Regions from separate parts of the Homo sapiens genome. Here all the other regions are linked to region 3. A link is a contact called in ENCODE Hi-C or POLR2A ChIA-PET data. All regions are on one chromosome and are shown on one strand. Each heading gives the region's core, a stretch centred on a gene start or an enhancer-like site at or near the end of the contact. The rest is flanking DNA. Distances are from core to core; before and after follow the strand shown.

Region 1 (3,428 bases), core at 1-2,500, 670 kb before region 3:
AAAATAAAAAATAAATAAATAAATAAATAATGAACAAAATTTTTCTTAAAAAAGAATAAAATCAATCACTTACTGAATGCTTACTGTGTGCTCAGTGCACATGCATTATTTAAGTACATGTAAGCTCCGGAGGCCATAAAAAGGGAGTCCTAATGCCCTTATTTCCCAGCTAGGGAACCTGAGGCTCCAGGGAGGTAAAGGAACTTGTCCAAAGTCGTACAATGAGTTACTGACAGAGACGGATACAGAACTTGAGTAGCCGTATTCACATCCAAAGCGGTATATACAGTACCAAGATGAAATCATTTGATAGTTATGAGGTCAGTTATGATGGCTAAATTCTGGGAAAAGTTATCAGTGGACCGGGTACCTCTCTTTCTATGAAAGGAGGCTGGAAGACGGAACCCCTTAAAAATCCATTCTGGCCCTGCTCCCTCGGGAAATGCTTCCTTAGTATTTTTTTTTTTTTTTATTCAAAAGCTTGACAAGCCCAGGACTAAAGTGTCTTGGCTGTCTCACACGACTGTAAAGTGGCTGGGAGAGGACCTACGTGCTCATTTTATAAATGAGAAGGGCCGGGCCGGCGTTCTCCGAGAAAAAGGTCACAGGAAAGAGTTACGTCGGGCACTATCTGTCCCTGCAAGTCCTCCGGGAGCCTCAGCTCCCAGGTCTCACCTTCTCAAGCGCTGGGAACTCGGCGGTTCCACGCAGCAGACGCGTCTCCCGGTTGCTGGGGAACCAAGCGCCGCGACTTGGTTGCTAAGGGGAAGTCAGAAGGGAGACATCCTGGGTGAAAGTTGACAAGTCACGTGACCACATCTCCGTGTGGTGAAACACTCCTTACACCAACCAGCCGTAGAGAAAACAAATGTTTCTCCAATCAGTACTTTCTATGGGCGGGGATATTCCTAGATTCACCTCTGTTCCGTCCATTTGCGTGATTGACTCGTCTTTTGTCCAATAATAGTAAGAATCCTTTAGATTGACCAATATACAGAGGAATCAAAATGCGCAGCTTCCCCTTTGGGGGCGGGCCAGGGGAGGTGCCGCCACGGCTGACAGGGACTCCGGTGACCTAGCTCGCTCCTCCGCCCAATCGGACGCTGCGGGGTGGGTGGGGGCTTTGCTGACAGAGGTGTAACGACCAATAGGAGGCGGGCTTCGTAGGTGTCCCCCAATAGAGACGCGGCAAGGGGGCGGGGCCAAAGGCCCTAAGCTCGGCGTTCCAGAGAGTGGGGAGGGGGCAAGTGTCAGTCAGGACGGGAGTCCGGCGGGTTACAGCGGAGGCCTAGGTGGCAGACAGGGGGCCCGGGCCGCTGCGTGTTGTCCACCCAAGATGGAGTTCCTCCTGGGGAACCCGTTCAGCACACCAGTGGGGCAGTGCCTCGGTAAGGCCGCGTGTGGGGCAGGAGGCTGGGCAACGGCGGCCGCTGATCCGGCTGGTGAGGACCGCGGGCCTCCGCCGGGCGCCGGTGCCACTTCACGAGCGGGCTGGGCCTCCGCCAGCCGCGGGTGCCACTCCACGAGCGGGCTGGGCATCCTGGTCGTCGGGCCTTTGCCGGGCGCTTGTGCCACCTCACGGGCGGGCTGGGCATCCTGGTCGTCTGGCCTTCACTGGGCGTCGGTGCCACCTCACGGGCGGGTTGGGCATCCTGGTCGTCGGGCGTTCGCCGGGCGCCGGTGCCACCTCCCGGGGGGGCTGGGCCTTCGCCGGGTGCCGGTGCTATCCCACGGGCAGGCAGGGCATCTGTGTCCTCGGGCCTCCTCCCGGGCACTGGTGCCACCTCACGGGCGCGCCAGTGCCACTCTGCCAGGAGGCACCCCTGAGGCCCAACTTGGACTCGGAGATGCCCCAGGCTTCCCTGCCCATCAAGGCTCAGCCCTTCCTTTTGCTGCTAGAGGTGGTGCCAACTGCTGGTCTGCTTCCCCAATGCGCTTTGGGAGATGCCACTGCATGTGTCTTTATCCAGCCCAGCAGGCTCACTGCCACTGCCCCAAGGACCCAGTTCTCCCAAACCCTTTGTGGGATGTCACCTTCTTCTCCATCTTTGTCCCTCCTCTTCGGTACCAGCAACCCTCAGACTGGGCACCCTCCCAGAAATGCCCCCTGCTCCGGGACTTGCTAATTTGAGCTGCAACTCAGCTGTGCTGTAGGAGGGACTGGGATAGGAGGAGGGGCTCTTGGAGGGTGATTATCTTGGCAGGGGGATGGCATGCCTGCAGTGCCTCCCAGGAAAGAAGGGAGGCTGTGTTATTTAATGATAAGAGCCCTGGACTGGGAATCATGGAAGCCTGGACTCTAGCAGTGGTTTTGTCAGTGACTCCATATGACCTTGTGCCCTTTCTGGTTTGAAGTTCCCCTGTCTGTCAAAGTGTTTGGAGATGAGATGTGATAGATCCCTTAAAGTTCTCAAGTTTTGATATTCTTTGTAGTACTCTGCACATTGACTGTTGCTTCCTCCCCCACCTCATATTAAGTTTACCAAAGCTGAAATCTTTTGTTGGCAATGTAGAGAGAATGGTACTCAGCATTATCTGTTAATCCTATAGGGGGGATGTGGACACCTGGGGACACCAGAGATGGCCAGAATCATGGATAAGGAAAGCCCAAAGTGTAGGTAAAGGAATACTGAAATGGCCACCATATGGGACTTCCTTACTAAGAAAGCAACTTGCCTTTTTACCCAAGGCAGTGGCTTATGCCACTTGATCAGTCAAGAATGCTGATTAGTTTGTTTGAAAACTGGATTCCTCCTGGTTGGTTGAAGGACTGGTAAAACGTCTTTTATGAGCCAGGATCTTTGGTGTTCTTATGGGCCTGATTTCAGCAGTAGTGATTTGTTTATTTTCTGCTTTGCTTATGAAATTTTAGCTTACTTTCCAGCCTTTAGTGGAGCCTATAAACTTATTGAGGTCTCTCCTGTTGGCTAATTAGCATTTAGGAGCCTTTCTTTACTTTCTGGCGTAGTATCTTTTATAATGCATGAGGGACCCCAAAAGAGTGTTTTCCCACCTTTTTGACATCTTGTCTCTTGCTGCCCACTGGAGAGTCTCTGGATTCTCACTTCCTTACTTCTTCCCCATGTCCTTTTCCACTCTCTTCAGGTGCTCTTGCATGGCAGCCACACTCCAAAAACTAATTTCCAGCCAGTTAATGGAGGGAGCCAGAAAACTTGCGAGAATTGTTTTCCTTTCTGTCCCCTTTATAATAGGAAGCTCTACACCTTTAAAATGACAAGGTAGTAAATGAGGGGTAGAAGTTAAAGGGGATTTAAAATACAAATGTGGTTGGGTGCGGTGGCTCACGCCTGTAATCTCAGCACTTTGGGAGGTTGAGGCGGGCGGATCACAAGGTCAGGAGATCGAGACCATCTTGGCTAACACGGTGAAACCCCGTCTCTACTAAAAATCCAAAAAAAAAAAGAAAA
Region 2 (3,621 bases), core at 841-3,340, 710 kb after region 3:
GGCGGGCGGATCACGAGGTCAGGAGTTCAAGACCAGTCTGACCAACATGGTGAAACCCCATCTCTACTAAAAATACAAAAATTAGCCAGGTGTGGTGGCACACACCTGTAATTTCAGCTACTCAGGAGGCTGAGGCAGGAGAATTGCTTGAACCTGAGAGGCCAAGATTGCAGTGAGCCAAGATCGTGCCACTGCACTCAAGCCTGGGTGACAGAGTGAGACTCTGTCTCAAAAAAAAAAAAAAAAAAAAGATATCCTTAGATTCTCCATTTCTTCTTCAATCTGTTTTGGAAGTCTGAGTGCTTCTAAGAATTTATCCTTGGGAGGCCGAGGAGGGTGGATCATGAGGTCAAGAGATTGAGACCATCCTGGCCAACATGGTGAAACCCCGTCTCTACTAGAAATACAAAAATTAGCTGGGAGTGGTGGTGCACGCCTGTTGTCCCAACTACTCAGGAGGCTGAGGCAGGAGAAACGCTTGAACCCGGGAGGCAGAGGCAGAGGTTGCAGTGAGCCAAGATCGTGCCACTGCACTCCAGCCTGATGACAGTGTGAGACTCTGTCTCAAAATGTATCCATTTCATCTAGATTACCTACTTTGTTGGGATACAATTGATTTAATATTCTCTTATAATTCTGTGTATTTCTTCAAAATCAATAGTCACGTCCCCACTTTTATTTCTGATTTAATGTTTTAGTTTTATATAAATTTTCATATTGCAATAATTTTATTATATTACTGTTAAATATTGTTAAATAATTAGGAAAAATAATAAAATAACAGTGTTTTAATAATCTTTCTCTTCTTACTCTACCTGAAGTTTTGTCAATTTTCTTGACCTTTTCAAAGGACCAACTTTGGGTTTTGTTGATTTTTTCCCTATTTTTCTATCCTCTATTTTGTTTAACTATGCTCTAATCTTTATTATTTCCTTCTGTCTTAGTCCATTTGTGCTTCTACAACAAAATACCACAGGCCACATAATTTATTTTTCAAAAATCAGAAATTTATTTTCTTACAGTTCTGGAGGCTGGGAAGTCCAAGATCAAGGTGCCAGCATCTTGTGAGGGCCTTCTTGCTATGTTATCCCATGGGAGAAAGCAGAAGGGCCAAGAAAAGGGAAGAGAGAGCAAGAGAGTGCTGAACTTGTCCTTTTGAAAGGAACACACTCCCTTAATAATGGCATTAATCCACTCATGAGGACAGAGTCCTCATGGCCTAATCACCTCTTAAAAGTCTTACCTCTTACCCCTGTTACATTGGAGATTAAGTTTCCAACACATGGACATTGGAGGACACATTTAAACTATAGCATCTTCCTTCTCCTAACTTTGGGTTTTGTTTTCTCTTCTTTATCCAGCTCCTTAAGGTGTAAAGTTAGGTTATTTATCTGATATCTTTGTTTTTTAAAGGTAAATGTTTACTCGTAAAATTTTCCCTTTGAAACTGCTTTCACTGATTGTCATAGTTTTGGTATGTTGTGCTTCATTTTCATTTGTCTCATCGTATTTTCCAATTTCCCATGTTATTTTTTCTTTGACCATTGGTTGTTTAAGAGTGTGTTGTTTAATTCTCACGTATTTGTGAATGTTCCAGTTTTCCTTCTGTTAATGTTTCCTTATATTGTGGTTATAGAAAATATTGTATTACTTCAGTCTTTTAAAATTGATTGAGACTAGCTTTGTGACCTAATTTGTGGTCTAATCTGGAGACTGTTCCATGCGTGTTAGAGAATACTAGAGGATATTCTGAAGCTGTTGGGTGGAGTGTAACGGCTTTGAATAATCTGAAGTTCAGTAGTTAAAGAGGATGGCCAGGGCCAGGCATAGTGGCTCACGCCTGTAATTCCAGCACTTTGGGAGGCCGAGGCGGGTGGATCACCTGAGGTCAGGACTTCCAAACCAGCCTGGCCAACATGGCGAAACCGCGTCTCTACTGAAAATACCAAAAAGCAATAGAGGATGGCCGGAGGGAGCCCAAGTCCCTAAAACGCAAAGCTCCCTGCACTGCACCTAGAGGGCCGCAAGAGGGCGCGCGAACCCGCCCTGGCTGACTTGCCGGCGCGCATGCGTGTTCCGCCTGCGGACTGCCTTGTCTGCAGTGAGGCAGAGCGCTGCGTTCCTTGAGGACCCCGGGGAGGCGCGGTCGCGGCTTCGTGACAACCTGGGGCCGAGTCCTCCGTGAGGAAACAGCCTGTGCGGGCCCTGACGGCTGTGGAGGGAGCTGTTCCCCGGCTTCTCCAGGGACATTTTTCGGGGCTTTCTGCATGGTGCCTGGGTTTCTGCCTCACTCGCGCGCGGTGCCCCGCAGGGCCTCTGGCCAGTTCCCTCTCGCAGGGAGCGGCGGAACTCCCGGTGTCCTGGCGCGAGGTGGCGGCTTCTGGGAGAAGTCCCCAGACCCTCCGAGGAGGAGGAATCGCTGACGGCGGGAAGGGGGTGGGCGGAATCCCAGGCCGCTCCGTCCCTGTGAGCCCGGCGGGACCGGGAGACCGGCGCTCCCCTCCCGTGGACCGGCCTCTGTGAAGCCTTTAAGGTTCGTTTTTGCTACAACGTGAAAGTAGTTTAAAAACATAAGAAACTGTAAAGTGAGTGTATTAAAACTCGCATCATTCCTGGCCAACATGATGAAACCCCGTCTCTACTATAAATTCAAAAATAAGCCGGGCGTGGTGGCGCACGCCTGTAGTCCCAGCTACAGGGGAGGCTGAGGCACAATTGCTTGAACCCAGGAGGTGGAGGTAGCAGTGAGCCAAGATCACACCACTGCACTCCAGCCTGAGCGACAGAGGGAGACTCTGTCTCCAAAAGAAAAAGAAATCTGAGCGTAGATGCAAACTGAGACACTGAGACTTCCTCCTTGTAGTAGTCAGGACCAGGCGATTGAAGTAATTCTGTCCTGTGGGGTTCGGCATCATGCACGTTTCCCCTGGGCCGTCCTCTGATGCAGGGCACTTGCTCCACACTCTGGGAACCCAGATTCACCAGTCTGCCCTGTCACATAGTTGAAGGAGTTGCATTTATCTTTCTGGCTCCCAATTCCTTTAAAATTACATTTGTTGCAGAACCTCCACAAGGCGAAATGAAATAAAATTACATTTGTGACCATCAGAGAACTGAAGGAACTATTAACTGGCCGTCCTGGTTTTGCTGAGATCAGGCTGTTGACAGCTCCTGGTTGGCCCACAGCTACCTATGTCAGTTATCTCCATTAACATTTCCAAGAATCTTTGTAGGACAATTTCTCCACCTGCAAGTTCTTTCAAGTAGAACCCTTCTTTCCTTTAAGGCAATTAGCCCATTGCCAAAAGGTTTTACTGTCTTAAAGCTGGAACTGTCTTTCTGAGATCTAATTCCAGGGACTTCTCCACAGCTAAGTGAGGTGCCTCACACCAGTATTAGGTGATTCTTTGTGTGGACAGAACAGAGCATTTTCATCTTGTGTTTAAAGCAATTTCTTGGCTTCGGCTCCTCACCACTTTCTATACCAGTCTCCCATTCACGTCCCTAGTAATGCCTATGCAAAAAAAAAAAGAAAAAAGAAAGAAAAAGAAAAAGCTGACGGTGAAACCTACAGGTTTAAGGGCTTAAATCTCAGACTTTGTGTTAGGAGAAACAGGAGTG
Region 3 (3,470 bases), core at 278-2,777:
TTAACACCTGTCCCTCAACAAACCACATTACTGATGAGGCATCTTTCTGATGTCAGAAGAAATGTCACTTGTTAGAGACAGTAGTACAGAGAACAGGACTGTGGAGTGGGGAGCACTAACTGTGCTTGGGAGGCAGACAGACTTGGGTTTGAGTCCTGACTGAGCCCCTGAGCAGCATGTGACTTGGGGCAAGTTTCCTCATCTGGAAAACAGAGATAATAATATCTACCCAACAAAAGAGAGGATGCAGTGAACTTGTGGCTAAAAAACGGGCTCTTGTAACTTCCTTCTCCTCTTTATCAAACCCTCCAGCAGCAACCCTAGGTGGCCAATCAAGGGATGCCAAAAAACACTCAGCCTCTTTAATTTTGTGCATACCAAAATCCCCTGTTCCTTTTGCAAAATACTTCAAATTTACCAACCAAGATCTGTGTGTAAACGTCCCTCCTTGGATCTTTCCCCTCTATCCATCCTGGACAGAACACCTCGGGAGTCGGATGGTAGGGGTTGAGCTCAGGTGTTCAGCAAGGCCAGCTCTGCAAGGGGATAAGACATGAGGTGGATCCCACCTCACCTGGACCACTGACTCACTGTGTGACCCCCAGAAAGTCACACAACCTCTCTGGGCCTCAAATACCCCTGGAAGCTATGCTTTCATGGACAACAGTAAAAAAGATGGGTAAAGACACCCATCAAAGTCCTGGGGACAAAGAAGTGGGAATGTGACTGCGGTCGGGGTGAAAGAGGACAACTTATAACGTTTATTTTTCTAAAAATTTAACAAACGACTTGAGGCCAAATATGCCACAAATTTTGAAGTCAGCTTTAAATGCAGAGTTAGGTATATTAACACTTTGTACTCTCCCGCATTTTCAGAAACCTTGGATGGCAGCCAACAGATCCTGAGCGCGGGGCCGCATCTTCCCGGTGCGCTGTGGCCCCTAGTCCCCCCCAGACCCTATTCTATCAGAGGGCCACCCCGAGGCTGGGGCGCTGACCGTCCAAGGTCACCGGCGCAGGGGCGGTGTCTGGGGCTCGGGGCGAGAAGGAGGCCCGGCGCGGGGCGGGGCGGGGACGCTCACGCTCAGCCCTGGCCGCAGGCGGCCGTACTGCTCCGACACCCAGAAGCCGCGCCGGTCCTCCAGCGCGATGAAGGGCTGGTCGGGAAAGCGCGCGCGGAACTTCCTGAGGAATCCGCCCTCGAAGTCAGCCAGCACGCCGTCCATGTCCACCAGCACCCGTAGGGCGCGGCCTCCCGCCAGGCCCAGCCCGCCCGCCGCCCCGCGCCGCCCCGCGGGAACCGCCGCGCTGCAGAGCCGCCGCGCACACCAGCCGCCCAGCCGGATCATGGCCCAGCGCGCTGGCCCGTCGTGGGCGCGGGGACCTGGGCCGCGCCGTGCTGCCGGAGCCGGCCAGACATTCCCGCCGCGGAGGAGAAGCCCCCAACGCTGGGGCGCGCGTGGAGCGCGGGACGGGGAGCGGGGCGGGGAGCGCGGGGTGCGGGCGCGCAAGTACCGGCCCCAGAGCGAGGCCGCGGCGCGCGCGGTCCCTAAAGGAACACGCGCCGGCGGAGGCGGAGCCCCGGGGCGGGGCTTCGAGGACGGACAGCGGTAAGCGCCGCGCGCCTCCAGAAGGTCCGCGCTCCCGCGCTGTCGATTTGCGTCTTCTCCGTGGACCCTGGGCCCGGGCTGCCTTCTCCCACTGCACAGACTACCATGGAGGAGCAGTGCAAACCGAGAAGCAGGCCTGTGTCGTTAGACATTTTTGAGCACTAACTGTGTCGAGTGTGAACCAAATAGACAAAGTTCCTGCCATCCTGGAACTTACGTTTTAGAAGGGGATCCAGACAACAGGATGGAGGAACAAAAACAGGGTGCACTCTGAAAGCCTCTCTGCTTTATTTACAGCAAATGTCTGCGGAGAGACTGATAGAACCAATATCTGCTAACATCATACAGCCTTAGTAAAACTGATGATTCTCAGGTAAATATATGAATAAATATTAAGTACCCCTGTATTGCTTTTTTTTTTTTTTTTTTTTGGAGACGGGGTCTTGCTCTGTTACCCAGGGTGGAAGCAGTGGCATGATCTCGGTTCCCTGCAGCCTTGAGTTTCTGGGCCCAAGGGATCGTCCTGCTTCTGCCTCCTGAGTAGCTGGGACCACAGGGGCCTGCCACCACACCCTGGTAATTTTTTTTTTTTTTTTTTTTTTTTTGAGACAGGAGTCTTCCTATGTTGGGCTCAAACGATCCTCCCACCTCAGCCTCCCAAAGTGCTGGGATTACAGGCGTGAGCCACCGCGCCCGGCCTCTTTTCAACTTTTAAGTACAGGGATACATGTGCAGATTTGTTATATAAATTGACTGTCTTGGGGGTTTAGTGTACAGATTATTATTACCCAGGTAATAAGCGTAGTTCCTGATAGGTAGTTTTTCCATCCTCACCCTCCTCCCACTCTCCACCCTCAAGTAGGTCACCGTGTCTGTTGTCCCCATCATTACGTCCATGTTTACTTAATGTTTAGTTCCCGCTTTTAAGTGAGAGCATGAGGTATTTAATTTTCTGTTCCTGTGTTTGCTTAGGATAATTGTCTCCAGCTCCATCCATATGGCTGCAAAAGACATGATCTTATTCTTTTTTTATGACTGTGAAGTATTCTATGGTATATATGTACCACATTCTCTCCCTTTTTTTTTTTTTTTTCTTGATAGGGAGTCTTGCTCTTGTTGCCCAGGCTGGAGTGCAGTGGCAGGATCTCGGCTCACTGCAACCTCCACCTCCCAGGTTCAAGCGATTCCCCTGCCTCAGCCTCCCAAGTGGCTGGGATTACAGGCGCCCACCACCACACCCAGCTTTTTTGCATTTTTAGTAGAGACAGGGTTTCACTATGTTAGCCAGGCTGATCTCCAACTCCTGACCTTGTGATCTGCCCGCCTCGGCCTCCCAAAGTGCCGGGGTTACAGGTGTGAGCCACCGCACCCGGCCGATTTTTGTATTTTTAGTAGAGACAGGGTTTCACCATGTTGGCCAGGCTGGCCTCAAACTCCTGACCTCAGGTGATCCGCCCCACCCCCCTCGGCCTCCCAAAGTGCTGGGATTAAAGGCGTGAGCCACTGCACCCAGCCTGTGTTACAGCTCTTTTAGCCCCACCATTTGGCAGGTCCCGAGTTCTTGTCCTGCATCCAGGAAGAATGGGGTAGGCAGACAAGTGGAGAGTGAGCAAGACGAAGAGGAGCTTTATTGAGCAACAGAATACTTCAGAAGAGACCTGCAGTGGGCAGCTCCTCTCCATAGCCAGGGTTTCCCCACAAGTGTTCAGCTTTCAGCAGAGAGGGTAGCTCCTCTCTGGTAGGCAGTTCATCCCAACAAGTGTCCAGCTCTCAGCAGAAAGGGTAGTTCCTCTCTGCAGCTGGTTTTCTCCCCATCTACCCGTCCTCTCTTTGAGTCTGGCTGAGTCCAGGGTTTTTTAT

What was found. Hi-C counts contacts between places; a loop is a spot of excess contacts on that map. ChIA-PET counts read pairs that join two places held with the same protein, here RNA polymerase II (POLR2A). Pooled maps may share reads with other maps.
Region 1: a loop to region 3 is called in a map of naive thymus-derived CD4-positive, alpha-beta T cell, with 7 times the contacts of the local background. The contact joins the promoter of TOM1L2 here to the promoter of NT5M in region 3. A Hi-C loop is called at or near these places in 2 of 168 maps with a recorded cell type or tissue (both naive thymus-derived CD4-positive, alpha-beta T cell) and 10 of 50 pooled maps. POLR2A ChIA-PET finds 5 or more read pairs at or near these places in 1 of 52 experiments (activated CD4-positive, alpha-beta T cell).
Region 2: a map of naive thymus-derived CD4-positive, alpha-beta T cell shows a loop between it and region 3 (4-fold over the local background). The contact joins the enhancer-like site here to the promoter of NT5M in region 3. A Hi-C loop is called at or near these places in 1 of 168 maps with a recorded cell type or tissue (naive thymus-derived CD4-positive, alpha-beta T cell), 1 of 37 single-sample maps with no recorded cell type and 5 of 50 pooled maps.

What each region holds. Positions count from the first base shown.
Region 1 is chr17:17,970,222-17,973,649 of GRCh38, reverse strand. It overlaps TOM1L2 (target of myb1 like 2 membrane trafficking protein), which reads left to right and starts at 1,250. Exons shown (of 15, transcript NM_001082968.2): 1 at 1,250-1,388. The coding sequence starts at 1,337. It overlaps DRC3 (dynein regulatory complex subunit 3), which reads right to left and starts at 788. Exons shown (of 14, transcript NM_031294.4): 1 at 676-788. RefSeq lists enhancers at 497-816, 1,188-1,757 and a silencer at 1,497-1,546.
Region 2 is chr17:16,587,925-16,591,545 of GRCh38, reverse strand. No RefSeq gene overlaps it. Among named protein-coding and RNA genes, the nearest start is that of ZNF287, 21 kb to the right of the region's middle. RefSeq lists an enhancer at 2,337-2,406. Within about 2 kb of position 2,090, at least 18 of the 41 ENCODE cell types and tissues checked have a DNase peak (open chromatin) inside an H3K27ac peak, as active enhancers do.
Region 3 is chr17:17,301,430-17,304,899 of GRCh38, reverse strand. It overlaps NT5M (5',3'-nucleotidase, mitochondrial), which reads right to left and starts at 1,527. Exons shown (of 5, transcript NM_020201.4): 1 at 1,083-1,527. The coding sequence starts at 1,349. RefSeq lists silencers at 958-1,147, 1,278-1,377, 1,428-1,597.